Regions from separate parts of the Homo sapiens genome. Here regions 2, 3 and 4 are each linked to region 1. Evidence: chromatin loops called from intact Hi-C (ENCODE). Cell type or tissue: psoas muscle. All regions are shown on one strand. Links, peaks and the distances in the headings refer to the core of each region. The heading gives the core; the rest is flanking DNA.

Region 1 (8,015 bases), core at 1,429-6,428:
AGTATAAAAATGAGTTTACAGAGGGTCATAAAGGAAGACAAGAAGGCAGAAATAAATGTAGAGAGAGATATGTCTTTTGGGTGACAGGAAGGCTTACTACTACCAAGATGCTAATTCTCCCTAAATTAACTTGTAAAGTTCAGGCACTTTCAATCAAAATCTCATCAGGATTACTTGTGGAACTTGACAGTATCATCGCAAAGATCAAATGGAAGAATAAACATGCAGGAATATTGAGGAAATTCGGAGTTGAGGGGTATGAGAAAACTTGCTCGATGACAAATCAAAACTATTATGAAGCTATACAAAACTGGTGCAGGAATAAAAATCGAGATCAATGGAATGGAATAGATATCGGAAATAAATTCTAAGGTATATGAAAGTTTTTTTTCCCTAGATTTACTGCAATAATTTCCCAATTTTAAAAATTATAGTCTCCTATCTCTTTTATTAATCTCTTTCTAGGCTTTCTCCCCAAGACAGCCAGAGTCATTGCCTAAAAACATAATAGGGTTATATATAAACCTTTGGCTTAAAAGCTTTCAGTGGTTTTCCTTGCACTTGGAATTAAATCCATATTCCTACACTGAGTGGCCAGACCCGCTTCTCCCGCTAACCTCACTCACAGCATGCCTCTCTATGCTCAGCAGGTCTCAGCCACGCTGGCCAGTTTCCGTCCTCCATAGAGCCAAGTTCTTTCCCCCTACGGAGCATTTGCATGAGCTGCTCCTTCCACATGGAGCGCTTTTCCCCGACTCTTTCCCAGGCTGGCTCAATCCTATTATTTGAGCTCCAGCTCCCATTCAATGGAACTTCCTTCAAGCAGTCTGTGAGAGGAAACTGCCCCACATCTACGCTTCATTATTTTCTCTCTGTGGTCATTTGTTTCCTTCGCAGCACTTTGCAAGTTGCAATACTTATCTGTTTGCTTATTATGATCTCCTCCTCGGTACTCCATATTCCACGATGGCTGGGACCATTCTCTGCTCATCATTGTCCCTCCGGCATCTAGCGCAGAACATGCCACAGCAGTAACTCAGTCAGTGTTTGTGGAGTGAAAGAAGGAATGCATACATGCGTGGATAATAAAGTTAGCTCTTTGAATCAGTGGGGAGAAGCTAGGTTATTGAAGAAATGATGTTTGGGCAACAGGGTAGCTCTTTGGAACAACAAAACCCACGAATTCCTTACCTTCTTGCACAAAAATGAATTTATGGTTAATCAAAGTTTTAGTTTAAAATTTTAAAAACATAACATTTTTGTCTCCACCATCTTCATTGAGGTATAGTTGACAATACGGATTATATATATTTAAGTGTACAATGTGATTATCTGATATAGGTGTACGTTGTGTGATGATTACCAGAATTCAATTAACTGACACATCTATCACCACACAGTTACCATTTGTGTGTGTGTGTGTGTGTGTGTGTGTGTGTGTGTGTGTGTGGTGATAAGGACACTTAGGATCTACTCTGTTAGCAAATTTCAAGTAGACAATACAATATAATAAACTATAATCACCATGCTTTACATTACCTCCATAGTACTTATTCACCTTATAACTGAAAGTTTGTATATTTGACCAATATCTCCCCATTTTTTTCCATCTCTAAGCCCCTGGCAATCACCATTCTACTCTCTGCTTCTGTGAGTTCAACTTTTTTAGTTTGTACATATAACTGAGAACATAAAGTACTTATCTTGCTGTATCTTATTTCACTTAACATAATGTCCTCCAGGTTCATCCATGTTGTTGCAAATGGCAGACTTTTCTTCTTTTTATGATTGAATAATATTCGTGTGTGTGTGTAGATACCACATTTCCTTTATCCATTCATTTGTCAGTGGTCACTTATGTTGTTTCCATATCTTGGCTATTGTAAATAATGCTACAGTGAACATGATAGTGCAGATATCTCTTAAAGGTACTGATTTGGGCCGGGTGCAGTGGCTCATGCCCATAAGCCCAGCACTTTGGGAGGCTGAAGCAGGAGGATCACTTGAGGCCAGGAGTTTGAGACCAGTCTGAGCAACATACTGAGATCCTGTCTCTACAAACAATTTTTTTTTAATTAGCTGGGCCTGGTGGCATATACCTGCCAGCTACTCGGGAAGGTGAGGTGGGAAGATCACTTGAGCTCAGGAGTTCCAGGCTACAGTGAGCTATGATCACACCACTGCACTCCAGCCTTGGCGACAGAGTAAGGCCCTCCTCTTAAATATATATGTATTTTATTTCCTTTGTGTATGTACCCAGAAGTGAGATTGCTGGATCATATTGTAGTTTAGGTTTTAATTTTTTGAGGAATCTTCATACTGTTTTCCATGACTGTATCAATTTACATTCCCGTCAACAGTGTACAAAGGCTTCGTTTTCTCCACACCCTCACCAACACTTGTTATCTCTCGTCTTTTTGATAACAGCCACCCTAACAGGTGTGAGGTAGTATCTCCTTGTGAAAACCTTAACATTTTCTAAAGAAAACATAACAATATTTTTACATATCTTGTGAGCTAATACATGCGTATAATTCTTTGTGGGTTAAAAACAAAACAAAACAAAACAAAATGTGATGGAGCCCATATGTGGCCTAAAAGCTTAAAAAATTTACTGTCTGGCCCTTTAAGGAAAAGTTTGGTGATAACTAAGAAATATCTTGTATCTTTTGTTAAAAATTTAAAATCACTCTATCTTATGTTTAAAAAATTTTTTGGCATTGATGTATATAAACCTAATGTCATAAGCATATCATTGTCTTGACTTTCAGTGTAAGTTGATGTCACTGTGAGCTAATACATGTGTATAATTCTTTGTGGGTTAAAACAAAACAAAACAAATATGATAGAGCCCATATGTGACCTAAAAGCTTAAAAGATTCACTTTCTGGCCCTTTAAGGAAAAGTTTGGTGATAACTAAGAAATGTCTTGTATCTTTCGTTAAAAATTTAAAATCGCTCTATCTTATGTTAAAAAAAATTTTGGCGTTGATGTATATAAACCTAATGCCATAAGCAATATTATTGTCTTGACTTTCAGTGTAAGTTGATGTCACAGAGAACACACCAAAGGCAATGGTTTAAATGAAACAGGATCTAATTTTGCTCTTGCAAAAAATTACCAAGCTAAGCTTTTCAAGGCTGATAGGGTGACTGCAACCTCAATCTGCATCTTCCGTCTCCCAGCCAATGGGAAGATGGAGGGGCAAATGGAAACACAGGCAATTTCACCTTATCCAGAAGTTAGTCTCATGGACATGGTGTGCATCTTTTTTGTTCACATTCTGCTTACTGGAATATGGCCATGTCTAGCTGCATGGGAGACTGGGAATGTTGTCCTTAGATGGACAGCCTTCTTCCAAGCTTGAATTAAGAAGCTCCATTATTAAAAGCCAGGGAGAATGATTACTGATGGACATCTTGGAGTTCCTGCCGCAAAGAGTAACTTGGCCCCAATGCCACTGGGCTTATTCTTCTCTTCTCACTCATATTTTGCCTTAGATTAGTTCTAAAATTAGTTTTATTTAGATTTTCCCTTTTTGAAACTCAAGATTCAAAGTTCACAGAGAGGTTTATGCTTTTCTTGCCAGTATCATTTCCCTGTCTTTGCAAAAGTTTATTCATTCTATCCCAGGTTAGCAAACCCATTGCCCTTGTAATAGGGACTGATTCAGAAAGCCGAACTATGTATTTCAACACCTTCTCTGTTCCAGGCATTCATTTTTAAAACCCTTTCTCTTTCCCAAAGTCATGTTCATCAGCCTAATTTGCAGAGCAGCAGTCAGCAAACGTTTCCTTAAAGGGCCAGACAGTAAATCTTTTAAGCTTTTAAGCCACATATGGGCTCTATCACATTTTGTTTTGTTTTGTTCTGTTTTGTTTTTAACCCTCTAAAATGTAAAAATTATTGATAGCTTTCAGGCTGTGCAAAAATAGACTGCTGAGCTGGATGTGGTGCACATGCCATAGTCTGCTGACTCTTGTTGCAGAGCAATGTATGTCTGTATATTTCTCTTGAACAGTGGGGAAGTGGAAGTTACAGTATTCCAGCACCAGATGGTATATATCCAGGAACTATAGGGAACATCTTGCTACATCTGAACAATGACTACAGCTCTGTAACCCCAATACAGCTATGTTTGCTGCTGCACACTGAGTCTGATGGCCAACAATTATAACATAGTCAGATCCTAAAGATTTATGCTCTCTATATATCATGTTGCCAGGATGAAAGTTGAAGTTTGAGGTTCAAGGTTGAAAGATGAAAGTTGAAACTTTTTTTCAATGTTATAAACATCAATCTGTTTGTACATACCTTTGTTGATACTGTAATAGCTCAGACAATATATAGCTTAGAAATGACTTTCAAATTCCCGACTTTAAAATTCATACAGATTGCATAATCTATAAATATTCATTATCATTCATGATATAATTAATCAGCAAGTATTTATTGAATGTCTACCATATGCCGGGCACTGTACTAGATGGCGGGAATACAACCGTTAACAAAACAAAGTCCTTGCTCTCCAGTAGGGGGAGCTCACATTATAGAGGAGAAACATGGCAAATAAACAAATAAGCACATCCATTTAGAGCACAGCCGGTGCTGACAAGTGCTATGATGAAAAACAAAGCAAGACAAAGAAATAGATATTGTTTGAAGCGACTATTTTAGAGTGGTAAGAAGGTCTTTAAAATGAGGCGAGAGTTGAACTCAGTCAAGAATGCAATGCAGGAGCAAGCCATATAGTTATCTAGGGGCTATCTAGGGAACAGAGGAGGGTCGGGGGAGGCGCAGGGAGCAGGGTAAAGGCTTTCAGTGAGGTGTGTTTAGGATCAGGAAAGGGCCAGCTGACTGGAGTGGAGAGAGGCTAATAAAGCCAGGGAATATAGGACCTTTTAATTCATTATAAGGTCTTTGGATTTTATTTTGCGGGAGACGGGAAGCCTTAGAAAGATTTTGAGCAATGAAGGGTTATGATCGAATTGAGGTTTTAAGGGAGGTGTTGTCATTGCTGTGCAGCAAATACATTAAGGGCAAGAGGAGAATCAGGTGCACTAGGTGGGAGGTTATTATAATTGTGCAGGTGAGAGATGACAGTGCTTGGGCTAGGCAGTGGTGGGAAATGTAACTATTTTCATGTGGTTCAGCACACAAGAAAAAGTTTGTCTTTAATTGTATATATTTTCTAATCCCGGAGGAATCCAGTACCACCTAATTGTTTATCCCAGAATAGGCACTGCTAGCCAAAGCCTCTTACAATGGAAAACACAGGCTAATTAAACTAGGATTTACTATATGGTTTACTTTTATATCTCAAAATCTAGACATAGCCATGTTATAATTGCTAATAAAGGGCCGTGGCTATAAATCAGGATGACTTCATGAGGCAATGTTTGCTTTTAATATTGAAGAATTGACAGAACTCTATTTAGAACTGAGTTATGTACAACACTAATCTTTCAGGGATGGCTTGATTTTCAGTCCTCTATTTCCATCATTGGATTGCTTTGTTGCAATAGGAATGAACACAAGCAAATGTAACTCTATGCCTAACAATGCAAGGCAACAACTGCATACAAACAAAGCTAAGCTCAAAGTGCACGCTCAATTAATTGTTGTGAATGACAACTGAGTGATAAAGTTTAGCATTTAAAAATTAACAAATTCAAGTGCTGAGGACACCATAGAAAATTAGATGTCTATGGGTACCCTCCAAGTTAACTTACTTTTCTAATTTACTTCTAAGGAGTGGCTTAGGTGCAGGGTAAATAAAGTTTATTTTGTCTCCGTTCTTCCATTTCTCTGCCATTTTTTTATTCTCCATTTTAAAAGTTTTATTTAAAAAGTAAACCTTAACGTCGAAAATGCAAACCAGGGGAGGGCAGAAAGATCACACACTAGGCTGTAACTTCACACTAGGTTGCACGCTGGCCGGGCAGAGCTGCTCCTCACTTCCCAGACAGTGGGGCGGCCAGGCAGAGGCGCTCCTCACTTCCCAGATGGGGAGGCGGCCAGGCAGATGTGCTCCTCACTTCCCACATGGTGGAGTGGCCGGGCAAAGGTCTCTGCCATTTTTTAAAGTTCACTTCAATACTAAGTTTGGCATTTTTTTTCCCTCTCCAACATTCCCCAAACTCACTTACTAGTGGAATTTTTTTTTCTTTTTTTTTTTTTTTGGTTATTTGTTTCTCTTAAAAAAACAAAGAGGAGGGTATTTTATCAAGGCAAAATAGGTTCTCTTGCTAAGACTAATCTTTCTTCTTTTACTTTTTTGATAGTTACATAAAAGAAAATGTACAGATTCAAATACACTATGCAGCTTAATGAGGTTTTGTTTATGTATATACTCATGCAACTACTATCCTGATCAAGATATAACATATTTACAGCATTCCAAATAATCCTTTCTGCTGCTTACTAGTCAATACCCCACCAATGGGAATCATACTGAGCTCTATCTCCATAGTTTTGCCTGTTTTTGAACTTTACAAATGGAATCATATAGTATGTATTGTTGGCCCTTTGTATCCATGGGTTACACATCCATGGATTCAGTCAACCATGGGCTAAAAATATTTGAAAAAAAAATTGCATCAGTACTAAACATGTACAGACTTTTTCCCTTGTCATTATTCACTAAAAAAGACAGTCTAATAACTATTTACATAATGTTTATATTGTATTAAGTATTATAAGTAATCTAGAGCTGATTTAAAGTGTACTGAGAGGGTGTGGATATGCAAACACTATGCCATTTCATATGAGGGACTTGAGCATCCTCGGATTTTAGTATCGGGGCAGTCCTGGAACGAATCACCAATCATGCCCAGGTACCAAGGGATCATTGTATTCTTTTGTATCCGGCTTCTTTTACTAAAAAAAAAAATTTTTTTTTTTTGAGACAAGGTCCCACTCTGTCACTCAGACTGGAGTGCAGTGGTGCAATCACGGCTGACTGCAGCCTCGACCACCCAGGCTCAGGTGCTCCTCCCACCTCAGGCTCCCAAGCGTCTGAAACTAGAGGCATGTGTCACCACGCCCAGCTAATTTTTGTGTGTATTTTTTGTAGAGACAAGGTCTCGCCTTGTTGCCCAGGCTAGTCTCAAACTCCTGGGCTTAAGCAATCCACCCACCTTGGCCTCCCAAAGTGCTGGGATTACAGGTGCGTGCCACTGCATCTGGCCTGGCCTACTCAATGTTATGTATATAAAATTCATCAAAGTTGTCACATATAGCAGTTCTTTTTTTTTTCACTGCTGTTTGGTACTCCATTATGTAAATATACTTCAATTTATTTATCTGTTGTAATGTCTCTGGACTTTGGTAGTCTTCAGTTTTGGGCTATTGTGAGTAAAGCTCTGTGAACATTCTTATACATGTCTTTAGGTGGATATAAGTACTGATTTATGTTGAACGTATACCTAAAGGTTGAATTGCTGCATGAGAGGTTCTGTGTATATTGACTAACTTTTGCATAAAACAAAGAATAAGTTAGTGCCAGGAAGATGATAGTGTTAGATGATTGATTTGATTTGATAACATTTAATTAAATTACTTGAAATTGTTTGCTTGGTTATTATTTTGCTCTTTATAAAAGATGGTGAAAAAATATACCTCACTCATTAAGATGGCCACTGTTTTAAAAAACACAGAAAATAACAAGTGTTGGCAAGGATATGGGAAAATTGGAACCCTATGCATTGCTTGTGCAAATATAAAATGGTGCAGCAGCTATGGAAAATAGTATGGAGGTTCCTCAAAAATTCCAAATAGAATTATCACATGATCTAGCAATCCCACTTCTGGGTATATATCCAAAAGAATTGAAAACAGTATCTCAAAGATTGATTTGCATACTCATGTTCATTGCAGTGTTATTAACAATAGCCAGGAGGTGGAAGCCACCTAAATGTCCATCAACAGATGGATGGATAAATGAAATGTGGTCTATACATACAATGGAATATTATTCAGCTTTAAAAAAGGAGCAAATCCTGCCATGTGCTAC
Region 2 (8,015 bases), core at 1,088-6,087, 99 kb after region 1:
CTCTATAAAGAAGGTATTATTGTTATTATTTCCATTTCATAAATGAGTAAACAAAAGCTTAACAGGGACCTTAGCTCACAGAACCAGCATGCATTGGAATGAGGATGTGGAGTTATTTAGAGGTGGATGGAAGGATCCTTGGCTTGAATTTTCGTTTTCTGAGCTTTGCAAGGATGTTGTAAATGGGCCTTGGGGATCTTGGCCCATTTCTTCGTCTTTCAGATTTTGGTGAATTTTTATAAATCTATATCCTGTTTATACATTGTTGCTACTGGTTTTGTCTGAGAAAAGTTTCCAGATAAGGACTGATTTTGAGACTTTCAATACATACTTATGCCAGGGAAGGAAACAACCACGAGGCAGTGGTGAGTATTCTCAGCGTAAATACTGGTGTTGAAGCTGTGTATTGAATACCCTCTTCCTCCGTCCTTGCCACATTACTTTGGCATTTGTCAGTAGTGAGGGCAACAATAAAGTAAATACTGTAATGCTTAATCATTTCCCTGCTCACAAATGGGCTCCTATCAAAAATTCCATCCTGAGAGGGGGCATTTTATAGCACTATTAACTCCTTCCTAAAGACGTAGTGGGAAATGGATGAATCAATTACAAAATAACTTCAGATTCAGAATTTTCACCAGTTCTTCACTTTGAATTTGAACACTTGGATTCTTTATTTCAAACTTGGAAATGGTAGATTAAATGGAGGGAGGATTGGGTTTTCTGATATACTGCGTTATTGCAGTTATTTAAATTAAACTGTAACAAATTGTTTTTTCTTTTCTTTTAAAAAATTATTTACTTATTTATTTAGTAACAAATCTTTAATGTCCTTCATTTCATTCAGCATTCATAACCCTGAGACTTAGTTCTGTTGGCGCTTTGGTATGTCTTTGGTACTTTAACCTTGAGAAATGTTATCAAAGAAATGCTTCCCTCCCTTCCCCCTCCCACTCTGTCTCCCTCCTCCCCTACCCCTTCTGTCTCTCCCTTTCCTTGTCCTCCTACTTATAAAATTTAAGCATAGAGAAAATCTTCCCTCTGGCCCAGTTAAGCACCATAAGCACCTAATAATACCGCATCTGCTCTCAAGGTTGTAAATGTAGTGTTTCTAAATGAGGTGACGTTTACTAAAAAGTATATTTAACCTGCCTCTGAGGTTTTATCTTTTTAAAATTCATTTTGCCTTCCAAAAGGGTGTGTTATTTTTTGGAATTTACAGGGCAGCTATAAAACAGAATGCACAGTATGCTCTACACAGCTCGTTTCCTGTTTCTTCCTGGTCTCACTGCCCTGGTCTCTCTTTTCCTTTATCCTTCTAGTTCACTGATCTCCTACTTGCTACTCTTTGATTATCCTAGCTAGGGGTTTGAGATTTCTTTTTTTTTTTTTTGAGACAGAGTCTCGCTCTATTGCCCAGGCTGGAGTGCAATGGTGCGATCTTGGCTCACTGCAACCTCCGCCTCCCGGGTTCAAGTGATTCTCCTGCCTGAGCCTCTCGAGTAGCTGGGATTACAGGCACCCGCCACCACGTCTGGCTAATTTTTGTACTTTTAGTAGAGATGAGGTTTCACCAGGTTGGCCAGGCTGGTCTCGAACTCCTGACGTCAGGTGATCCACCCACCTCGGCCTCCCAAAGTGCTGGGATTACAGGCGTGAGCCTCCGTGCCTGGCCGGGGTTTGAGATTTCTTAGTCACTCCATTGTTTTATGTTTTATAAACCACGCCAACAAGATTATTTCATTAATCTCATCTTACTTTCCTAGACTAGATTCTTCAGTGGACTTTTCCAGAACTCCGTTGTTCACTCTTCTGAAAAATAACTTGATGTTCTGTCCTGTCATCTTTATTCTGTTCATACTCCACTTATTTTGGGCTTTTTTTTTTTCTTTCTCTCCTGCAAGAAGTCAAGACACCTCATGATATGGTGAAACGATCATAGGCTCTAAGGCTCTTGGGTTCTGGTGTTAGGAGTGTCACAGCCTCAGCTTATGAGACGTTTAAAAATGACTGCTATGGCCCAGGCACTATGCAAGCTGCGGGGATGGAAAGATGCCTAAGACCTGTCTCTCCCTTCAGAATGTAGTCATTTCCTCATAAGAAAATGAAGCCACTGGACTCTGAATGTATCATCTGGCTGTGCAGTTCTGCCATTCTGGAGCACTCATTTATTTAGTCCTATAGAGAGAGAGAGAGAGTGTGTGTGTGTCTATGCGTATGTGTGTGTTTTTAATTTGCTTAATAATGGATCTTTTTGATTGAATTAATCCATAGACTCGTAGGATTTACAAATAAGAAGACGTTTAAAGTTAATATGATTTAATCATCTGTTTTACAGGTGAGGTAACAGGCCTTGGCAGTAAAGTGACTGCCCTCCTGTCACACAATTAGTGGCAAAGCTGGGAAAGAACCCAGATCTTCGATTTCTAATTCAGCACTTTTCTGTCCAAGTTGACCGTTTAAAAATTTCTTGATTCTAAGACTTTTGCCTGAGCTATGATTCCTGGTTTCATACAGAAATCTGGAAGTATCCCACTGGTATTGGTAATGATCGCTGTAGCGTTTTGCAGGTTAAGTCACTGACTATCAGTCAGATGCCTCCTACATACTGGTCTGGTTTTTGCTTTTTGGAGCATATGAAAGAAGTATCTGACATTTTTTTTTTTCTGTCCTTAAGGATTTTGAGAACTTGAGTTGAATTTATGAAAAATTAACCTGACCAGAATTTTCATTTTTCTTTCTTTATTGTTTCTCTTTAGATCTTGTGCACTCTACCTCCCCATTAAAAATATCTTGATTACTTTTTTTTTTTTTTGAGACGGAGTCTCGCTCTGTCGTCCAGGGTGGAGTGCAGTGGCGCGATCTCGGCTCACTGCAAGCTCCGCCTCCCGGATTCACGCCATTCTCCTGCCTCAGCCTCCCGAGTAGCTGGGACTACAGGTGCCCGCCACCGTGCCTGGCGAATTTTTTGTATTTTTAGTAGAGATGGTGTTTCACTGTGTTAGCCAGGATGGTCTCCATCTCCTGAACTTTTCTTATACTACTATTAGGCAAACATTAATTGATCCACAGTTGTGTCCCTGGCATGGGTGTTAAGGATGTAGAACCAATTTCAGTTTTCCAGGAATGTGCTGCCCATGGGTTGCAGATTGAATGATGAACCATCCAATGTGCTTTAGTGCGGTGATTCTCAACCAGGCCAATTTTGCCCCCCATGGGACATGAGTCAATGTCTGAAAACATTTGTTGTTGTCACAACTGGGCAGGGTGGGGAAGGATGGGGGTGGTACTGCTGGCATCCTGGTGAACAGAGACCGGAGGTGCTAGTGGAGATCCCACCCCACTACACTGACCCCCGTGACAAGAATGATCTGACTGGAAATGTCAGTAGTGTCAACGTGGAGAAACCTAGGTACAGGGTGTGATAATTGCTATATTCAAAACAACTACCACGTTTTTAGTGTTTTCTGAGCCTGGCTCTGTTCTGTGGTCAAGGTGGACATATATTACTATTGCCCCTAGCTAGGTTTAGGGGTCTGGGAAGGCTGAGTTGCACCCGGAGGTCAGGTAGAAGGAGGAGGGAACAGGCACAGACAGCAGAGGGGGTGGTGTGTGCCACCACTTGGAGGGGACAGTTAGGGACATCTGGGGAAATGCAGGCTGCTCATTATGGTGAAAGCTAGAAGGTGAGGGGGCAAGAAACTCAAGAAGAGGCTATGGAAATTGCACAGTGGAAGCTGGAAAATGGATGGCGTCGTACGACATTCTGAGGCACCTGGTTTTTGTTTAAAGGGTTTAGAGAACCAAAAATGGATTTTAGGTCAGGTAGTTACATGTTTGGGTTTGTCTGTTTTGGAAGAGAACTTCAGTGGTTTCAAGGAGAACTAATTGGAAGGAGGCAACTGGAGATAAGTTAATTAGGAGGCTGTTGCAGCGATTTCATGTAAGAATTGAGCCAGGGAAGTGAAAGTAGGGATGGAAATATAAATAGTTGAATTTCAGAGATATTGGTGAGGTTGATTGTTTCGGACACCAAAGAAGGGAGGAGTTAGGGTCAGGTCATTGATTGTTGACGAGGGCAAACATAGATAAAGCACATGTGCCCCTTCCCCAAAGGGAGGTATGTAAATCTTGTCAGCAGTACCTGCTTCTAGCTTCAAGTCCAGCAAATGAGGGGATGTCTCTCTTTTCCGTCAACCTATGGTCTGAAAGTTAAGCCAGCCATTGCAACACATTGGCACACAACGGGGGAGAGAAGACAGGGTTGCTGCAATAACATCTTATAAAAAGGAGGAGAGAATGGACATATTCCATAGATGCTGTGTTCCATCCCATTGAATGAGAATTGCAAGACCTCCTGCACACTAGCTGTGGCGTGAACTCCCGAGTTGGCCCGGTTGGCTGCTTTTGGTTTTGTTCTCTGAGAAGATCTCCCTTGTCCATTGTCCTTTGTGGCTCATCTAGGATGGGTGTATACGTCATATTTCAGCTCAGATGTCATCTCCTCAGGCAGCTTTTCTCTGGCGTCCGAGTAGAAAGTAGGCATCCAGTTTTTAATCGCCTTGCTGGAGCTAGGGATAGGGCATGTGTTAGTTATCTGCAGCATTCGCTTCATTTACGTGTTGTGCTTTTTGTGCCCCCTTATGCTGGAATGTAAGGTCAGGAGGGTGGGAGGGGCCTTGGCTGATGTGTTCACTCTGAATCTCTAATACCTGGAATGGTATCTGGCTCAGGATGTTTTTTGAAAGAAAGAGGAAATGAATGAACGAGGAGAATAAAATGCTGAAGGAGGAACCGGTTTTTAAATTTTTTTGTTTGTGTTTTGGTGGGGAAGAGGACATTGAATTCAGTTTTGGATATGAGTTTTAGAAATATTGATATTAAATATAGACAGGAACATAGGCTTGTCAATAGGCCATTAAACATACAATAGGTACAGATGTCCAATTGGCCATTAAACATGCAGAGTGAAGCTCAGGGAAATTACAGTAAAGATAGCTAACATGTACTGAGCTTTGCCATGTGCCAGTCTCTGTTCTTAGCACTTTACTGATCTTAGTAAAGTGGAGCTATCAATTTATGGAAGCAGAAGATGAAGCTATTGATTGGTAATACCCAGAGGGGGTGCATGATAATTAAATAGGGACAGAATCCAGAGGCACAGCAGCATCTGAGAGGTGAGTCAAGAAAGAGGCACAAGATCCTAGGGAACACTGGCATTTAAGGGATGAGTGAAGAAAGTGGCCCCTCTTAGAAGAAGCAACTAGAGAGCAGGAGGGTTGGGGTGAGGGAAATCTGGGAGAGTGTGGTGTCTCTGAATCCAAGGAAGCGGTTCAGGGAGGAGGGATTCCTGGATGTCTCAGAGATCTGAAAAGTGGCCGTGGTCTTCCAGATCAAATAAATGATGTTGGGAAGAGCTGTTTCAGGAAAACCTTGGGAAAGGAAAGAGGTTGAGGGTTTGAGAATTTCGGGATGCTGTCAGGAAGGAGCTAGTAGAGAGGGAGAGTTTGGAAATGCAGTGGAGGGAGAATATTGATGCTGCCTGACTTCTGGGGAGGTAGGAGTTGATTGCAACTGAAGCGTTTGATAGGAGCACGTTCTCAGACGTAGATTTTAGTTTTTTTTTTTTTTCTTTTTTTTCCTGTAGAACCTTCTGATTTCCTTGTTCTGTAATTTTCCAATGGATCAAGAGGCGATTGAACTGTACATGCTGCACATTGCTTCCCTGGTTCATTGCCAGTGAAAGAGCTGGGGACAGTAGGGTCTTGTCAGCTGCAGCCACTGACTCAGCAGCCATCAGCAGCAAGGACAGAGGTTCTGCTGCATTCCTTACTTTACCTTCTTTCACTGGCATCAGCTGTTAGTTTTGTTTTTCCAGGTTACCTTGGCTTCCCATGGGGTTGCATTTTCACTAATTTCCCCTAAGCCTAAAATTCTGGTGGCACAAAAGCCATCTTTCACAAGTAGTCAGGCTGTCAGTAGTTGAGATGGCTCAGTAATGTCTGCAACCACACATTTAATAAAGAAAACCTAAATTACATCTGCATGTTACGAAATTGAAACTGCATCAACTTTTGTTTTTTCTAGTGACAGGAATTGGCTTTCTGATTGCGAAAACAAAGCTAGTGTTTTTGGAATGTGCTTTCCAAATAGAAAGTGTGTCTTAGTTTCCTGATAGGTGGATTCTGAAACTTTTTATCTAGCTTTAGATTTTATGAATTTGTATCTAGCTTAAACATGCTCATAGATAATGGAGCCAGGTAATATAGACTAAGTACTTAAAAACAAGTACTCTTCTCTTTGTCACATTTGAAAGAAAATATATTTTATGAAAATAATTTAAAAAATAAACTGACTTGGTTATTTGAGAATAGTTTCTCATAATTGTTATTATATACTCTGAAGCCTAAGATGTTATCTCATTTGATAATCTGCTTAAAAAATATGAATGAATTATGATAGCATTGGAAAAATTTACAGAAATAGTTTTCTGTAGGTTTTTGTTTTATAACTAGCCTCCTCCATCAAAGCTAATAGTTATGCTTTCAGTGAAGTGAAGAGTAGTCAGCAAAGTATCTTGACTAGACATTTGATTCTTGCTGAAGCAAAACTGGCTTGCAAATCTGGGAAAGGCTAGGTAGGGAAGTTGGATGGTTTAGGAGGAGAGGCATATTTGTACAGTCTCCTGTAAGGTAGTAAAATTTGGAACTCAGATTTTCAGTAACTCCATAGAGTTACATGACTGATACAGAAGCACATAGCTCCCTCAGTGATTCAGCCTGTTGGCATTTCTTAGCTTTTTGTTATCAAGACTTCTTTACGCTCTTAAAATTTATCAAGGACCCCAAGAAACTTAATATTAGCCATGTTACAAATTAAAAGTGATAAAATTAAAAATATAAATTCATGAAAAATACCAAAAATAAATTCATTATAAAGAGCATATATTTATGAAAAATAATATTTTACAAAATCATGAAAAAATATCATTGCTGTGCATTTTTGTCAATCTCATTAACATCTGGCTTGATTAAAGACAGCTAGATTCACAAATGTGCTTCTGCATTCAGTCTGTCATTTGGAATATTTCACTGTAAGTCATGAGAGAATGAGAGTAAAAAAGACAACTTATATTTTAGTAGTATTAAGAAAACATTTTTGAACTCCTGAACTCCTGAGAGGATTTCAGGGACCTCTTGGCAGGAGTTGGGTGGGAGGGGGTCCCTGGACTACACTTTGAGAACCACTGGATGAAACTATATGTATTTCTTGATGACCATTCCCTTGGTTTCCTTTCTTCTGCCCCTTGGGGCCTGGTAAAATATTCTTTATGTTGACTCCTCAAATGTGTTTACTGATTTAAATTTCCTCTATAAAATTCCAGGGGAAGGAACCATCAAGTGAGTCAGGCCTTCACTTCCTTTTCACGAAGCCTTTCCCCTTAATTAGTCATGCTGTAAGAATCCATCTCACTCCTTTGACTCAGCCGCCATAGAGGTGCCACCAGACGCTTTTTACTATGCTTGATGACATTGTAGACTGGTTACAAATCAAGATAAGTTGTTTAGGAAAAAAATACTCCCTTTTCAGTACAAAGAATTCTAGGAAGTCTTGGAGGTTGCTGGGAGAAAGAAAGTAGAATTGTTTCCTAGAAACGGAGTGGAAAAGTCTTTGGAGAAGTTTTTGGGGGCCTGGCTGGCACATGGGATCCACTCTGCTCTCCAGGAAGCGTATGCCATCTTCTAGTTCGCATTTCTGCACCAAGGCAGTGGCAGGTGGCCCGAAGAGTGAGTGGGAAGCAATAATCAGCTCTCCAAGTAACAGCATTTTCATTTGCTAAATGTTATGTTAATGTTCTCCAAACTGATGGTAGAATTATACAAACTTAGGCTGAAAATACGCATACTGTTCATCTTAAGTTTTCAGACTTCTGATAAAATGTAGGTAAATAATATCAAAAAGTATCTTAAAAATTACACAGTAAATTTTGTATAGAACAAATATGTGTACAACTT
Region 3 (8,015 bases), core at 2,502-7,501, 92 kb after region 1:
TTGGTTTTATTTTTAGAGTATGATGGTTGGGTAAAGGGATCTCTTTTTCTAAATGGGACATCTCTTTTTAATTTGTGATATCAATAACATGGTCTTACAAATCACAAACTAGCTATTATGGCTTGCAATAATATGAGTTCTGTTTTTGATAAAGTCTGATTTACTTATCTAAAGAATACTTAGCAGAGAAATAGATCTCATTAAGCAGATGCTGATGGAATCCTGGAAATACAGTTCTAGGATGGTGGGCCACCAATGAGCAGTTAACACAAAAAGAGTCTTACCATATAGCTCATTTATTATGCTGTAATTAGCCTATGAATAAATCCATTTTTTTCAGTGTAATGTTCATTTGTATCTATTTTGAAAGGACATCGTGGCTGGGCACGGTGGCTCGCGCCTGTAATCCCAGCACTTTGGGAGGCCGAGGTGGGCTGATCACCTGAGGTCAGGAGTTCGAGACCAGCCTCAACATGGAGAAACCCCGTCTCTACTAAAAATATAAAATTAGCCGGGTGTGGTGCTGCATGCCTGTAATTCCAGCTACTCTGGAGGCTGAGGCAGGAGAATTGCTTGAACCCAGGAGGCGGAGATTGCGGTGAGCCAAGATCGTGCCATTGCCCTCCAGCCTGGGCAACAAAAGCGAAACTCCATCTCAAAAAAAAAAAAAGGACATTGCTTATGCACTGACTTTGAAAAAAGTTCTCAGGTATCTATTATTTTTAAGAAATGGCAGTATTGATTGAATAGGTGTTTATTTAGTTATTCCTAGTGAGTACTCTGAAAAAAACCCAAAACCAACCCACATTTGTTTGAATATACAATCCTAGAAAATTTGCTTTAAAATATTAGGGACACTATTTTGCATTTGCATCTCATATTTTTAGAACTGGCACCCTTTAAATTGCCCTGTTATGCAAGTGAGATTAAATAAAATGCTTAGTTAAAAAGTCATAGCATGGTTGGTAATTTCTGCCTATTTGCTTTTAGGGATTACATGTAAATCCTCCATTTATTGCTGTTAACACTTGGCTGAGAAAAGTAAATTTATCCCTAGAGGGGTTTAAAGGCTTCGTTTTGTAACTCCCATGTAAAAAGGGTTAGAGTAAATCTATTGTGTAATTTTACATGGCATTTATATTGAGAAATGGATTTGGCAAGGCAACAGTTAGGTCTTACTTCAGCCTTCATTGGTCTTGAAATAGATTCATAGTAACAGTAAATATTTTTCATAATATTTGAACTTTTGAAGTTGCATTTTGCCTGATTTACAATTTGTGTCAAAAATTTTAATCAGTTCAGTAATGGCACGGCTAAGCTTGCAGTACTAGTTTCCTGTATCCTTTTAAAGCCTAAAATGCGGCCGGGCGCGGTGGCTCACGCCTGTAATCCCAGCACTTTGGGAGGCCAAGGTGGGCGGATCACCTGACGTCAGGAGTTCAAGACCAGCCTGGCCAACATGGTGAAACTCCGTTTCTACTAAAAAATACAAAAATTAGTTGGGCGTGGTGGCGCATGCCTGTAATCCCAGCTACTCGGGAGGCTGAGGCATGAGAATCGCTTGAACCCAGGAGGCGGAGGTTGCAGCGAGCCAAGATTGCTCCACTGTACTCCAGCCCGGGCAACAGAACGAGGCTCTGTCTCAAAAAAAAAAAATAAAAAGCCTAAAATGCCAGGGAAAGACCTTCCTATCTGTGACACAAGTAGGCTGGAAGGGTGATTCTGAAAATAGTGGTAGGTTGCTCAAAAGAAACCCAAAGTGAAATAGGCAGTTGGATAAACAGATTCCAGGAGCTTGCCAAACATTTTACCAAGCATTTTATATCACATGCAGTCTTGGCAAGACCTGGTCTCTATGAGTTTGCTATTATCAGTGATACTAATTCCTAAAAAATGGTGACCTCCTTAGAATTGTCATATGTTACCTGTTTTTCCAATAACATAAGTCACTTTTTTTTTTCTCCTGCCTGAGATATTTTTGTTTTATTAGCAGGACTTGAAGTTTTTCGTTAAGTATAGAATAGCTTCCATTTTTCTTCATGTATGTTTCACTGAAGCAGTACATCAATTTGTAGTTGGCATACCACTTAATCTAAAATTGTTACCTTGTTCTCTTTGGTCCAAAGATACTCTAATGAAATATTGGAGTGGGTATAGAGCAGAGTTAAACTTGGAGACAGATTTTGTTTTAAATATTTGTTGTGGTGAAAAAAAAAATAGAGGGCATAGGGATGCTATTTAGAGCATTGGAAAATTTCATTAGACCATGAAAATATGTGAAATGTTACAGAAAGTATTATCTTATAAAAGTGAAATATGATTTTGATTGGAGTTTTAGGTTTAAAATAACCATAATGCTGTATGTTGGGTAAGATGAAACAATATTCATTCATTCAGCAAGGATTTGTGGAGTGCTTTCCTGTGGCAGGTGTTCTTCAAGATACAGTGGGCAGGATGACTCATGATGGTAATTCTAGGACTTTGAGAGGCTGAGGTGGGAGGATTCCTTGAGCCCAGGAGTTTGAGGCCAGACTGGGCAATATAGTGAGACCTTGTCTTTACAAAATAAAAATTATAAAATTAGCCAGGTGTGGTGGCATGCACCTGTAGTCCCAACTACTTGGGAGTCTGAGGCGAGAGGATTGCTTGAGCCCAGGAGGTTGAGGCTGCAGTGGGCCATGGTCACACCACTCCACTTACAGCCCGACCTTGTCTCAAACAAAAAACAGAAAAACCACAGTGGTGAATAGAATAGAATAGATGAGGCCCATCCCATGCCTTCCTGGAGCTTATAGTCTAATGACGGAGAAAGGCAATAAACAAGGAAAAAATGAATAGATGATGGAATTTTAGTAGTAAATAAAGGCCATGAAGAAAACCAAAGGCTGGGTGAGGTGGTAGATGGTGATGCTGTTGGGAAGCTGTTTTGGAGAGTGTCACTACACCACTGCTTCTCCTCATTGACAAGGGAGCCTGCCTAGTCCCTTTCCAATTCTCCGTTTGAAGAGGAGGTTAAAGGAGTGGACCTCTTTGGGAAGTGCAACTCAAGAGAGTGGCAGGCTTTATATTTCCTCTGTCCTTTTTTGCAGCATCTGGAGGAGCAGAGGATGGGGGGTTAGAGAGTGGTTAAAGGGCACTGTCTGTTTATCACTATGGTGACCTACATGTATTTCTTTGTGCTGACCATGCTGTTTTGGGTGACACTTCTTTATATTCAATGCTCTTCTTCTGGAATCAAATTCCTTACCTGCTGCTTCTGTCCACTTGGGGGATTTTTTTTTTTTCTCACTCATCCTTTAAAATCATGGCCAAGCATTGTCTTCCTTTCTTAGAACCTTCCTTGATGACTCTGTCCGATGCAGAGTTGACTACTCTCTCTTTTTAGAGGGGTTAGTGTTACTCCTCTTTAGTATTTCTATTATCACTGTTGTATCATACTGCAATTTTTTGTTTTCATGCCTATCTCTGTTTTATGTCCCTAATGATAAGAAATTTAACTTTACTTTCTCGGTATTCGTAGATCCAACCTTAGGTACCTAATAAATTTCTGCTGAATGAATGAGTGAACGAAAGATAAACTTGCAAATATATATTTCTATATTGGATCTTTCTGCCAGGTGTCAAACCCATGGACAGTGAATATTGTCTAAGACAATAGAATATTGACTAAGAGCTTTGGGTTAAGAGCTGTGTTTGAATCTTCGTCCTACATACAGACGGCTTTGAATTTTGGAGAGATTAAATGAAATAATGTATATAAGATTAGCAAACATAGCAAACACCATGAGTAAATGCTAATTGTTATATATGTCCAACTGCCTACTAGACAATTCCCTTTGGATATCTTGTAGGAGTCTGAAATTTATACTATTAAACCAAAGTTACCATTTTCCTAAAATTGAATTATTTTCTTTTGGTTAGCAAAACTAGTTTATCCACTCACTGAAACTGATAGAATTTCCAAGTCAAAGAATATAGAGTTTTAAATGGCTTTAAATGACCAGCTTTTCAAATTATTGTGTAGAAGTGTAGCCCAGTAGAGCGTAAGAGTGACCATTTTCCCACACCTCCCGCCAACAGGAGATATTAAGAGCTTTTGAATATACACTGCACAGGCAAACAATGGGTTTGATCTGTTGACCATTTGTATTCTTTTATGAGTTGCCTATTATGTTTATATGCCTGTTATGAGGTGTTTTCATATTTATTTGTGAGGGTACACATACTTGTGATATTGAAGTACCACACTGTGTTGTAATCATTGGCTTAAACCTCTCTTCTAACAGAGTGCAAGCTCTTTAAAGGCTCATTCACACTGCTTTCCCAGCACCTCACCTAATTTCTTGTTCTTCGCACATCACTTAATGCATGTTTGTTGAATTGAAACTTCAGTGTACAGGAGATTGAATCCCGGAGGATTTAGATTTGTAGTATTTGAATTATTATTGTTCTATTGGGGATTTTTATTGGGGGAGCCAGGCTTCTGTTACATCAGACATTCACAGGTCATTGAATTTCAGTAGCAGTTCTCATGAATACAAGAATAGGTTGAACAACACCAGGTTATGTTGTAATTTAGTAGTTGCTGTTCATCTAGTGTTATCTGCAGTTGTCTGGGCATTATGGCCTACCTGCTTAGCATCATAACTTAGTAAACTTATATGTATGAAAATGGAATAGTTACCCTCTGAGTATCTAGTAACAAATCTTTGAATTGAATGTCACATGTAAGGTTGTTTATGCTAAGTCTTGTTGAGAAGATAGGAATCGATAGTCTTTTCTGTTTGCCATAATGACATTGAACTTTGAAGAGAGAATTTCTACTGTGTTACACTCCACCATCAAAAATGCATAACTGCGTCAGTCAACCCTGAAAAAGTTTATACGGACAACTTTTGGGATATTAGCAATCAGTGACTAACGGTAGTAGAGAAAAGAAAAAACTGTAAAAAGAATCACATTACCCTAATTTATTGCTTTTCGGGGGTTAGGGAGAGAATTGCTGAAGGATGGGGGAGAGCTAGGGCTTAGATGATATACACTCTTTCTTGTATATATTTTCTTTCACAGCTACATTGCTCCGTTTCTGTGACTCAGCTCATGTTATAATATGATTGATAGCCTTTGTTTGGGGCTTCTGTTTAAAACAACATGGACCTGGCTTTTTCCCCCCTTCTTTTTAATTTGGAATTTTTTTAACAGCACATTTGCTCAGATGATTTAAACCAGGGATTGTCAAGGCAGACTACTGTCCAAGGGCTAAATCAACTCTTCACCTGTTTTATGAATACAGTTTTACTGGAACACAGCTATGTTCATTCATTTATATATCATCTGTAGCAGCTTTGGGGCTATATGGACAGAGTTGAGTGGTTGCCGTAGAGACTGTGTGGCTTACAAAGCCTAAAATAATTAATGCCTGGCTCTTGACAGAAAAAGTTTGCCAATCTCTGATTTAGACTTAGTAAAATTAAAAAGTAGAACAAAAAGTTATGAACTCCAGTTAAGTGAGTTTGCATAGATAAAAAGAGTACTGTAATGTTTCTAAAGTTTGTATTTAAAAGGTTACTTTGTTTTATCTTGAGATTATGTTGAATTGTTCCTTTTCTTGGGGCCCCTTCAGCAGCAGCCTGAGTGATAGTGACACCTTGGCCAGCCAATCTCCAAGCTACGTGTGGCAGCTTCTTGTCTAACAGCAGACCTCTGTGCTGTGTGTGTCTGAATCCCGGTGGCTAGGTAAAGAGAGTGAGCAGGTAGACCAGTGTTCTCTAAATATGGAGACAAACAAAAGGAATAAAAATGTTGTATTATACACAGTGATAAAATGTGGTTTTAAAAGAAGGTTAGAGGAGAAGTGGAAAAGGCATGAGTTTTTTTCCCCTTTATCTTTTTTTTTTTTTTTTTTTTTTTTTTTCCTGAGACGGAGTCTCACTCAGCCGCTCATGCTGGAGTGCAGGGGCGCGATCTCGGCTCACTGCAACCTCCGCATCCCCGGTTCCAGCGATTCTCCTGCCTCAGCCTCCCGAGTAGCTGGGATTACAAGTGTGGTCCACCCCGCCCGGCTAACTTTTGTATTTTTTTTTTTTTCAGTAGAGGTGGGGTTTCACCATGTTGGCCAGGCTTGTCTTGAACTCCTGATCTCAGGTGATCCACCTGCCCTGGACTCCCAAAGTGCTGGGATTACAGGAGTGAGCCACAGTGCCCAGCCTTTTTCCCCTTTATCTAAGCAGTGGTGCTTGAGATACTAAATTCTACCTGACATACATTCTTTTTTTTTGAGACAGGGTCTTGCTCTATTGCCCAGGCTGGAGTGCAGTGGTGCCATCTGGGCCCACTGCAGCCTCTACCTCCTGGGTTCAAGCGGTTCTCCTGCCTCAGCCTCCTGAGTAGCTGGGATGACGGCGCCCGCCAGCACACTCGGCTAATTTTTTTTAGTAGAGATGGGGTTTCACCAAGTTGGCCAGGATGGTCTTGAACTACTGGCCTCAAGCGATCCGCCCACCTCGGCCTCCCAAAGTGCTGGGATTACAGGCGTGAGCAACCGTGCCCGGCTCTGATACGCATTCTTGAATGTAAATATTGACACATTTTAACAATAATTTGTTGGTGATATTTGATAGTATCTTGCTGCATTTTCTTTAGTGCAAAGCATTTACTAAGAATTACTATTAGCATGATAGAAGGTCATTGTAGGGTGGAGAAAAACTTGACTATATAATGGCTATTATTTTAATAATTCAAACCTATGAATTATGAATTACTTTAGATGTGGAACAAATTTGTTTTATGAAAAATAATATTACCTAGAGAAATATATGTCATCATCAGTTTTCGATATGTTTTTATCATCTACACTTTGTTTTCTGCAATGGTTTTTGGTGGTAGGCTGGTAATAGTGAACTTTCATGATCCATCAGTTAATGTAGTAAAAATCAGGAGTCCATTCTTGACTTCTTTATGTGTTAGAGAGGTCATTGTTAATATAAACAAGTTCACATAAAAGCTGTAATGTGCCAGGAAATTGTGTTCTTCTTGTATACAGTCTTGTGCCACATAGTGATATTTCGGTCAGTCATGGACTGCGTATAGATAGATGATGGAGTCAGGATTATAATGCTGTATTTTTACTGTACTTTTTCTATGTTTATCTATATTTAGATACACAAATACTTACCATTGTGTTACTGTTGTCTACATTATTCAGTACAGTAACAGGCTATATAGGTTTGTAGCCTAGGAGCAGTAGACTATACCATGTAGCCTAAGTATGGAGTAGACTATACAATTATGTAGGTTTGTGTAAGTACACTCTGTCATGGTCTATACGACAAAGTTGCCTGACTCATTTCTTAGAATGTATCCTCATTTTTAAGCAGCACATGACTGTACTTAGAGTATTTATGTTTCAGGAAGGAATTTCTAAAATTGCCAAGATCAATTATTATATTCTAGTTTTAGTGGTTTTGAAAATATTTGGCAATAATTAGTTTAGTTTCCACATTAATATTAAGTTACATAAAAAATTTTAAAAAGATCTTCAAAGATAAAAATTAAATTATTTAATGCTAATTTTGAAGATCTTTGTATTATATTTTTTCTGCCATAAAAATAAACTCATATAACAGTTGTTTAATATTGAAGATTTTCAAGTGTGTATCTGCTTTGGTATAATGTATATTTTCTAATTTACTTAGATCTGTTTTTTTAAAAAAATTTTTGGTAGAATTTGCTTTTATAACTGCTTTATAATTCACATTAAAATTATTTGAAGTATTAAAACAAGATATTACTTTTACATCTTAAATAATATCTTAACTATTTGAATATTTTTACTCTAAATTTTTTACACTTGTTTCCTCATTTTGATTATTTTAATTTATTAAAAATTAAACCTACTGTTTTATAATGTTTGAAAATCATATTCAAGCTATTGAAAGTGTCGTGATTTATCAGGAACAATAATTATGTTTTCATTTTGCTTTCATTTGAACCTCCTGAGTATAAAGAATATTAAT
Region 4 (8,015 bases), core at 968-5,967, 150 kb after region 1:
AACTAGTCCTGTCAACTTGATAATTTTATATTTAAATATCTTTTGAAAAAGTCACATCTAGTATTAATTAAAAGTACTACTAAAGTTATATAAAACCAGTAACTTATGATTAACATCTTGACAAATTTCCTTCTAACAAGTTTCATGGCCATACATTTACCTGCTAAGGTCAGATTATCTGAGAAATAAAAAGTAGAAAATAATAGCACTCCTTATACATGTGCAGTGCTAGTCACTTAATGCTTTTTGGCATTAACTTACTAATCATCCCAACTTGGAGGGGGTGGCATTATGCATATTTCAAAGTCTCTTCGCCACCCTTATATTTCAAAGAATTTTATTTACAAAGAATTTTGTTTACATTATTTATAAATAACTATTCTTCTCATTTGTTACATAAAGATGACTTTTCACAGTAACAGAATCGTTTGGTTAATTTGGTGCGGTGGGACTTTCTCTACTTAGGTATACGCCTCGAGTTTGAGATGCAGGGTTAAGGAAAAAAATTGGCAAGAGCAACAGTCTCCTTTTTTGTTTCACAGTCATCTCAGGTGTGAGGCATGCTGACTGCATAAATAGGTGGTTGATAAAGAGAATACATGCAGGAAGCAGGCTGCCAGCTGTTCCTGATGGGATACTGGGTTTGGCACACTCCCATATGGGGCTGATCCTGCCCTGTGGGTCCCACAGAATGACAACACCCAGAGCTGCATCCTTCCCCACCAAGCACCCACAAGGCATGGTGTCGCTTACCTGTACACTGTGGGCAGCAGGAATCCTGGGTGCGTGAGGGGTTCTGGCAGAGCAGCGGTGGGCACACCTCTGTCTCACACAGCACCCGTCCGCTGTGGCAGGTGCACTGAGTACAGGAGTCAATGTTCCACGTTTCTCCTTCCACAAAGTATTCTCCTCCAGGGGCGTGGCAAATGGAGGGAGTACTGAGCTCTGGCTTCTGCACCACAAAGTCATCTGGGAAATGACACAAAATCAGAACACATTATTCATCTGCAATCTTTCCAACTCTTGAAAGCCTGGTGCTGTTTGCTTTAAGGGATAGAAGAGATGAACTGTGAAGAGCATCTCGCTCTATTCTTATTAAGAGAATAGTGAAGAAAATATTCCATGCATGGAAACAGAAGACAATGGCAAAAGAGCTAATATTAGGACGTGAGGTTCAAGTGGTTTAAGTCTGTCAACAGTAATAAGAGAATTCAATAAGATCATTAAATTACAGGGAGGGGACTCCCACTCTAGAGATGAGAACAGGGGCCTCTTCTGGCATTTCTGTGAATGTGTAGGAACTGTCTCGGATTCAGATCTCTCATTTACAGAATACTTGGTACGGTTCAGTTATTTCCATGCTAAGCACTTCACATGTGTTATTTCATTTATTCCTTACAGTCACCTTATTTTATGCATGAGGAAACTGAGAGCTCAGGGAGAGACGAGGGAAACTGCAACCCAAGTCTATGGTTGTTTGGATCATGGATATGTCTCCAGATTAAATAAAACTTCCAAATGATCGATGCCCTATCTGCTTTATTATTTCTGGGATCCTGAGTACTTTTATGCTTGGAAATATGTCCTGCTGTCGAGCAGGCCACACCCCAATCTAAGCCAGCTGCCAGCAAACTGAGCAGGAATGCTCCTGTAGAATCAACAGTCTGAAAACCCTCACCTGAGACTAAACATGTGCTTGGCAATATCATCATGAAGAGAGGTAAATGCTGGCAGGCTGGTGAAAACTATCATTTCTTTCCCCAGAGGAGAGGTAGTTTTGGTCTCTTGGAGAGATGACACTGATAGAGAGGGAATTTAATGTTGAAAATGTCTGAAGAGGGGCTGGGAGTTGCCCTGAAGTTTTGCTGGGGAAATGAGAAGTATGAAGACATTAACCATAGTCACGTAATCCAAATGCAACAAGCACTTCAGGAATGTGTTGACAGTGTTGAATCCCGCCGAGAAAGAGTCTGGAGACATCACGGCTAGCTCATGCTTGGAGCTCAGTGGAAGTCACGCCCCAGAATGGGCCCATATATGCAGAGATGCTCAGAGCTGAAATCTTCTTAGGAGTGAATTGGGGCTATGACTTTCAAAGTGGTGGTTAGCATGAGAGTCAACAATACTAATGAAATTAAGTGATGTGGGCTGATTTCCAGTTAAGAGGGTAACAACTTCTAATACAGCTTTATCTCAAGGGAATTACAAAAGGCTGGAACTTAGACCCAGGGACAGTATCACAGAAAACTGATACTCATCAATCAATGCTTACATTCACAAGCAACTGTAACCAACTTTCCAGTATAAGAACAAGAGAGAGGAAGAGAATTACAATGAAAACTGTGCTGAACAAGATGGTAAATGTGCATCTGTGGTTTACAGAGAAACAAAAAGTCCCAAAGAGTATCGATAAATGAATATAGCAAAAGCCTCCCTTATTGCTTTCAAAAAGGGCTTAGAGAGGACTGACAATTACTGCCTTGTTAAATGCTGACATGTACGGAAGTGGTCAGAAGAAATCTGACGTGCGTGTTTGCAGGTATGCTTTCTGGCTCACCTTTTTGCCGTACGATATGCCTCAAGGCAAAACACAAGAGGGGCCAGAGACATGGAGACAAAAGAGAAACTCAAATGTAGAGTGTATGGAAGACAGAAAATCTGAGAGACACTATCATTTAGTAAATATTCATTAGAAGAGTTCGGGAGATACTCATGTATCCCAAGAAGAAAAACAGCTGATCTTGGAATGAAGAGGGGAGAAAAATATTCTTTAAAGTAGGAGTCCGTGAATGCAACAGCTCTGGAGTCTCTAATCAGAAGGAGGCTTATGTGGCAACATGCTAAAGATTTGCAGAAAACATTTACCTCTACACATCCATCTACAGAAATGTGTTTTCATACACGTATATCCAGATGTTGACACACCCACAGTAAGGTATCAACAACAACTTCACGTGTGCTTACGTAAGAACTTTCCATGACTCTGTAATAGAGAAAGATCTTTCTGGTTCTACTGATTTTCAGTTCTCAGGTCAATTATCCATTCTTAATGTCTTTGCATTTCTACCAATCTAGCTGTTAGAATTCTTCATTGAGGACATGTTTAGCAAAGACCCAGGTACAAATCCCTCCTCTATGCATTCACACCTATAATTAAAGCAGGGGTCTTCATGCAAACACATGATTTTTCCCTCCCCAAAGAGTCAACACAGAGTTCTATCATATTAAAGTCCTCATTTACCTTCTTATGCAGGGGACTCTAGCAGTTTTTCACACTTAACTAGCAAAATATCGGAAAAAAGGAAAGAGTTCTGACATGGAGCACCTCTAACTGAACTACAGGGAAACAAAACAAAATAAAAAGAGTCATCTCTTCTGCATTGTAATCTCGTTTTCTACAAGGTATGGGAGCTGCCTGTCACTCTGATACTGTAGCTATTGAGCTGTGCAGAATCTCAGAGCTGAAAGGGACTTCAAGTGTCCCTCTCCCCTGCTCCCCAACCATGGCGAACAAGGTCAGTTTCCCTCCCAGGCTAGTCTTGTTGCACAAGGACCAGGCCTCAGGCTCCCGGCTACACCTTTTGCACAGGTGGACTCACGCACAGGGAGATACAGGACCTGGACTGACCAGAGGAAAAACAATCATCCTCCAAAATCTGACAGTAGACTTAACTTTGAAAGAAATCTGATACAAGATTTGAGAGACTTCATTTCTCCCAGGCCTTTTGGTGGACATACTATTTTACTCTTGGTAAGACAGTCAATCTTTCTGTGTCTGTTTTCCAAATGAGAAACTGCCTCAATGTGTTTTTCCCTAACTCAAAGTGGCCTGCACAGAGAGGGAAATAATAGATATAAGACTGTGTTGAGCTCTTTGGATAAAACGTACTAGATGAAGTTTATGGTTATAATTACTGTTATTGACAATCATAATTCAGACTCCCTTGAATTACAAATCTGTTCTGGTTTTCTAGTAACTTATCCTGATTACCATGATTATGATTTTAAATGTTTTGGACGTGTGGTCACTCTAAATCTCTCCATTTGGCAAGAGTGCCACATGTCTATTAATTTAAAAAAGAGCAATAGCCACAGACTTCAAAAAGTTTCTCCCTCTCAAACATTACTTTAAATGTGATAAGGTTTTATGGGATAAAACTAGTACCAATCCCCTCATATTAATGAGGACATTCAGACTTAATATGCTATCAATAAAATGGAGAGCTGGAATGTAAGAACATCAGCCCACAAACCTTTACAAAAATGTAGTCCAAAGACCTTACATAACTGAGTCAATCATTCAAAAAGGAGGAGAGCCATTTCTACAATGATAGAATTTTCTCTGGTCTTTGGTTCTTCACTGATAGTGCCTGGATGATTCTGTGGTGGTGGTTGACAAAAACCACACAGTGCTGAAAAGTGTTCCAGGGGTTGTCCCCTCCAACCTCCCCAGAGTTACAAATGTGTCTAGGGCCCTGCAAGGCAGAAGTCATTTGCTTATGGAGCACACAGATGGCAGCCAGCTTTTACCTGCACATGATGGGCAGCACTGTCCAGGGTGAATGGTGGGGTTGCCACAGGCAGGCACCGGGCAGGTGATCAGGGCACACATTTCCCGTCCATTGAGACAGTAGCATTCCCGGCACCCATCGTGCCAGCTCTCCTCATTTTTATGATGATGACCATCCACGGTGAGACAAGTGCCCGACAGGATGGGTGGCCCAGCTGAAGCAGAGGCCTCTGGACAGACAAAAGGCAGCCTGGTAAAGAAGTGGCTACTGCACAGGAGAAACAGGCTACAGAGTCTGTACATGGACTGGACCCCAGCCACCAACAATTACGTCTAACACAGGACAGTTTGTGACATGGGACATGTTCATGAAAAGAATTTAAGTCAGTATGTTCTCAATCTTGAAAAAAGAAAAGAGAGAAAAAAACCGGCAAATAGTTTCTCTCCAATTCGTGGGATGATCGCTGATTTTTTATTCCTTCCACTGTACTTTCTCATATTTTATACAATAAACAAGCACTGATTTTATAACAAATTTTACAAATATGTTGAATGTATTCAGAAAAATCGCTCTAGAAGCTTCATCCAATGGGGACATCCTGGGCCCCTTGCAAATAACAGAGTTTTGTTCAGCAGAACAATTAAAGCAGTGACTAGATTTTTGTTTACTCCAACCCCTTAGAAACACCATTAAGGTGGTAACTGTCCAGTTTTGAAAAATCGTAAAACAAAGTTTAGGAATCTTTTATAGTTTAATCTGTGCATCATGCTGACAAGTACAACATAAAAAGGGATAGGCAGCAGGGCTGGAGCTGGGGTAAAGGCAGAAACGGCGGTCAGGGTGCATGCTCAGTGGCTTCAGGAAGCTCCCTGGAGAAGCCTCAGGCAGCAGGGATATCCAGGCTCTGTGCTTATTCACAGCTGTGGGCTGGCATGTGCTTATTCAGCCAAAGGCTAAATTCTCATGGAAAACTGTTATCTGGAAATACAGCAGCTAACTTCTGAGCTATACCCACCCTCTAGAACTTTGAAATGGGGCTATTTACTGTTGCAGTTTTATTAATCTTACTCCTGAACAGAGAGAAGCTCTATAGAGGTTCAGATAATTGTGCTTTAGGCTAAAGTTCCTGATAGAAGTAAAAAGAGCTAGGAAGTGATTAATTTAGTCAATGTGCTTGTCCATCATATACTTACTTTACATTCTATTCTGAGCTTTTACTTCATAAAAATGAAAGGAAAAGGGAGTCCTGTGGGACGGTCCCACAGAGACTGACATTTGTGTTAGAATAGGCAGCAACCACCGAAACCATTTCATTACAGGGTGTCCTTATGTTCCTTGTTTCGGTGCCCCTGGCTGCTTTGAGGGGGAAGGGCCATGTGTACACACTTACCTCTGCACTTGCAGATAAGACAGCCGTGACTGTCCTGCTGGAAACCCAAGGGGCAGATCTTACTGCATGAGAGCTCTGGACATTTCTTACAGCGACAGATGTCACAGCCGTGCTTATTCTTCCTGGGTAATTAAAATTTTGTCAGAGGTCAGAAAATCACAAAGTCTCAAATGATGCCCAAGCACTCAGACCAAGGGTCAATAAAGTGATATTGCTATTAAACAGAATGACTTGACTTTTGCTCTCAAAGATTCCTGGAGTGATGGGTAATTAGCTCCCTGTGGCCATTACCACCACTTACTCATGACCAAGGCAGAGAGTTGCCCAAGCACTTACGTGCTTCTAGGATGTGGCTCTCAGAATCTCAATGACATGACTGTTGATTTAATTAGGGAGAGTGGTACACCACAATAAAAAGATGAATGTGCAACTCCATGAATAGGAAAGTGAAGGAGATTTTGTTGGTTTATCTGTGTACTCATTTGTTTCTCCATCCATCCACCCACCCACCCACCTACGATCCATCCGTCCCTCCCTCCCTCCCTCCCTTCTGGAAGTATCTGCTGCATGCAGAAAGTAATTCTTTAGTCAGCAGGTACATAAAAGGGGCACCAACTGCTGCCTTCATCCTGACACTCCCACGTGGTGTCTGGCCAAGAATTCTCTTTTGGTGTGTGTCCTTAACACATGTGTTCTAGCCAGTATAATATTCAGTTGTCCAAGGTGTCCAACTGGGTCCTCCCTGAATGTGCTGACAGGAATACAAAGTGAAATCTACAATCTCCTAAGAGATTTTTCTCCAACATGACGGTTGGATTTGAACACAGCCTTGATTCTGAACTGTCATGATACTGTAGCAAGTGGTTGAAGCTACCTACTATTGTGATACAACTACTTCATTTTATATGAGCAGTTAGGCTAAGACATAATACTCTTATTGACATCATATTCTTATTTTAGGATTAAGAATGATGATGATTCATTATTTTATTTGGGGAATTTTACGGAACAATGTTTCCAATTTAATTATCCAATGAAAATTATAAAGACGACCCCTCCCAAACCTAGAATTTTTAAATGAAGAATGAAAAAGATGACTGACAGAAGATGGGAAAGAGATGATAGGTCTAAGTCCCTTATAATTACTAGCACTAGGCCAGGCACAGTGGCTCATGCCTGTAATCCCAGCACTTTGGAAGGCCAAGGTAGGCTGATCGCTTGAGCCAGGAGTTCCAGATCAGCCTGGGAAACATGGTGAAACCCCATCTCTCCAAAAAATACAAAAATTAGTTGGGCATGGTGGCGCATGCCTCTAGTCCCAGCTACTCGGGAGGCTGAGGCTGAGGCTGAGGCTGAGGTGGGAGGACTGACAGCCTGGGAGGTTGAGGCTGCAGTGAGCCATGCTTGTGCCACTGCACTACGGCCTGGGTGGCAGAGCACTACCCTGCCTGAAAAAAAAAAAAAAAAAAAAGAAAAGGAATCTAGCACTACATAAACATATCAAATTGGAAAGACAGATTGAAATGAAAGAAAGACAGCAAAGGGAAAAATATAAATTAAGGTGATTTTTCTAAAGGCATCAACCTGATATAAAGGCAAATATAGGTGCTTATACAGACACGAAAGAAACAAATATGAAGTGTCTATTTCCCCCCCTGGAATAATCTAGATTCTCATGGGGTTTGACTCAATAAAGTATATTAAAAAATAAAAGTAATGGCCCTTAGCTCCAAGAAAATTCATAAAAATCTAACGCTAGATAAAGAAAAAAATACGAAACGCTGACTAGTTCCAAGGTGAGACACCTAGGCATGGCAGCTAAGGATGCACTGTATTTCAAGTGAGTGGGGGGTCGGTCTTCAATTGATCTTAAAGTATGTGTTAAATAAATGATCACAAATAGACCTTGGGACAGGTGTGAAGAGTTGTAGCACTTCCAACACTGGGACCTCACAATTCCATCTCCTAATCTTGCCAGCAGTGTCTAAAGGACTCTGCTATGGGAAAGTCTCATATAACAGGCACAAAGGGTGTGTCTGGCCCATGTCCATAAAAAGTAAAAGTAAAACTTGATTCTTTTTTTTTGGAGATACAACCTTCTCCCTGCTTTCTGA

The links. Peaks named below come from ENCODE experiments on the same cell type or tissue, not always from the same donor. Only the 100,000 strongest peaks of a DNase experiment are listed, where the experiment ranks them.
Region 2: a loop joins it to region 1, with 2.6 times the contacts of the local background. A loop is called at or near these places in 13 of 110 quality-filtered maps.
Region 3: a loop joins it to region 1, with 3 times the contacts of the local background. A loop is called at or near these places in 9 of 110 quality-filtered maps.
Region 4: it touches region 1 in a loop (3-fold over the local background); 29 of 110 quality-filtered maps call a loop at or near these places.

The regions. Positions count from the first base shown.
Region 1 is chr2:36,660,825-36,668,839 of GRCh38, reverse strand. No RefSeq gene overlaps it. Among named protein-coding and RNA genes, the nearest start is that of VIT, 32 kb to the left of the region's middle. In psoas muscle, for the core only: a CTCF peak has its summit at 4,522 (motif pointing right); no DNase peak of the experiment used is centred there; H3K4me3 peaks cover 530 bases; H3K27ac peaks cover 1,063 bases.
Region 2 is chr2:36,561,140-36,569,154 of GRCh38, reverse strand. All of the region lies in intron 5 of FEZ2 (fasciculation and elongation protein zeta 2), which reads left to right. Among named protein-coding and RNA genes, the nearest start is that of FEZ2, 33 kb to the left of the region's middle. RefSeq lists an enhancer at 6,878-8,015. In psoas muscle, for the core only: no CTCF peak of the experiment used is centred there; no DNase peak of the experiment used is centred there; H3K27ac peaks cover 2,564 bases.
Region 3 is chr2:36,569,917-36,577,931 of GRCh38, reverse strand. All of the region lies in intron 5 of FEZ2 (fasciculation and elongation protein zeta 2), which reads left to right. Among named protein-coding and RNA genes, the nearest start is that of FEZ2, 24 kb to the left of the region's middle. In psoas muscle, for the core only: no CTCF peak of the experiment used is centred there; no DNase peak of the experiment used is centred there; H3K27ac peaks cover 3,595 bases.
Region 4 is chr2:36,510,281-36,518,295 of GRCh38, reverse strand. CRIM1 (cysteine rich transmembrane BMP regulator 1) reads right to left here. Exons shown (of 17, transcript NM_016441.3): 10 at 5,902-6,023; 11 at 4,531-4,740; 12 at 754-969. Among named protein-coding and RNA genes, the nearest start is that of FEZ2, 84 kb to the left of the region's middle. In psoas muscle, for the core only: no CTCF peak of the experiment used is centred there; no DNase peak of the experiment used is centred there.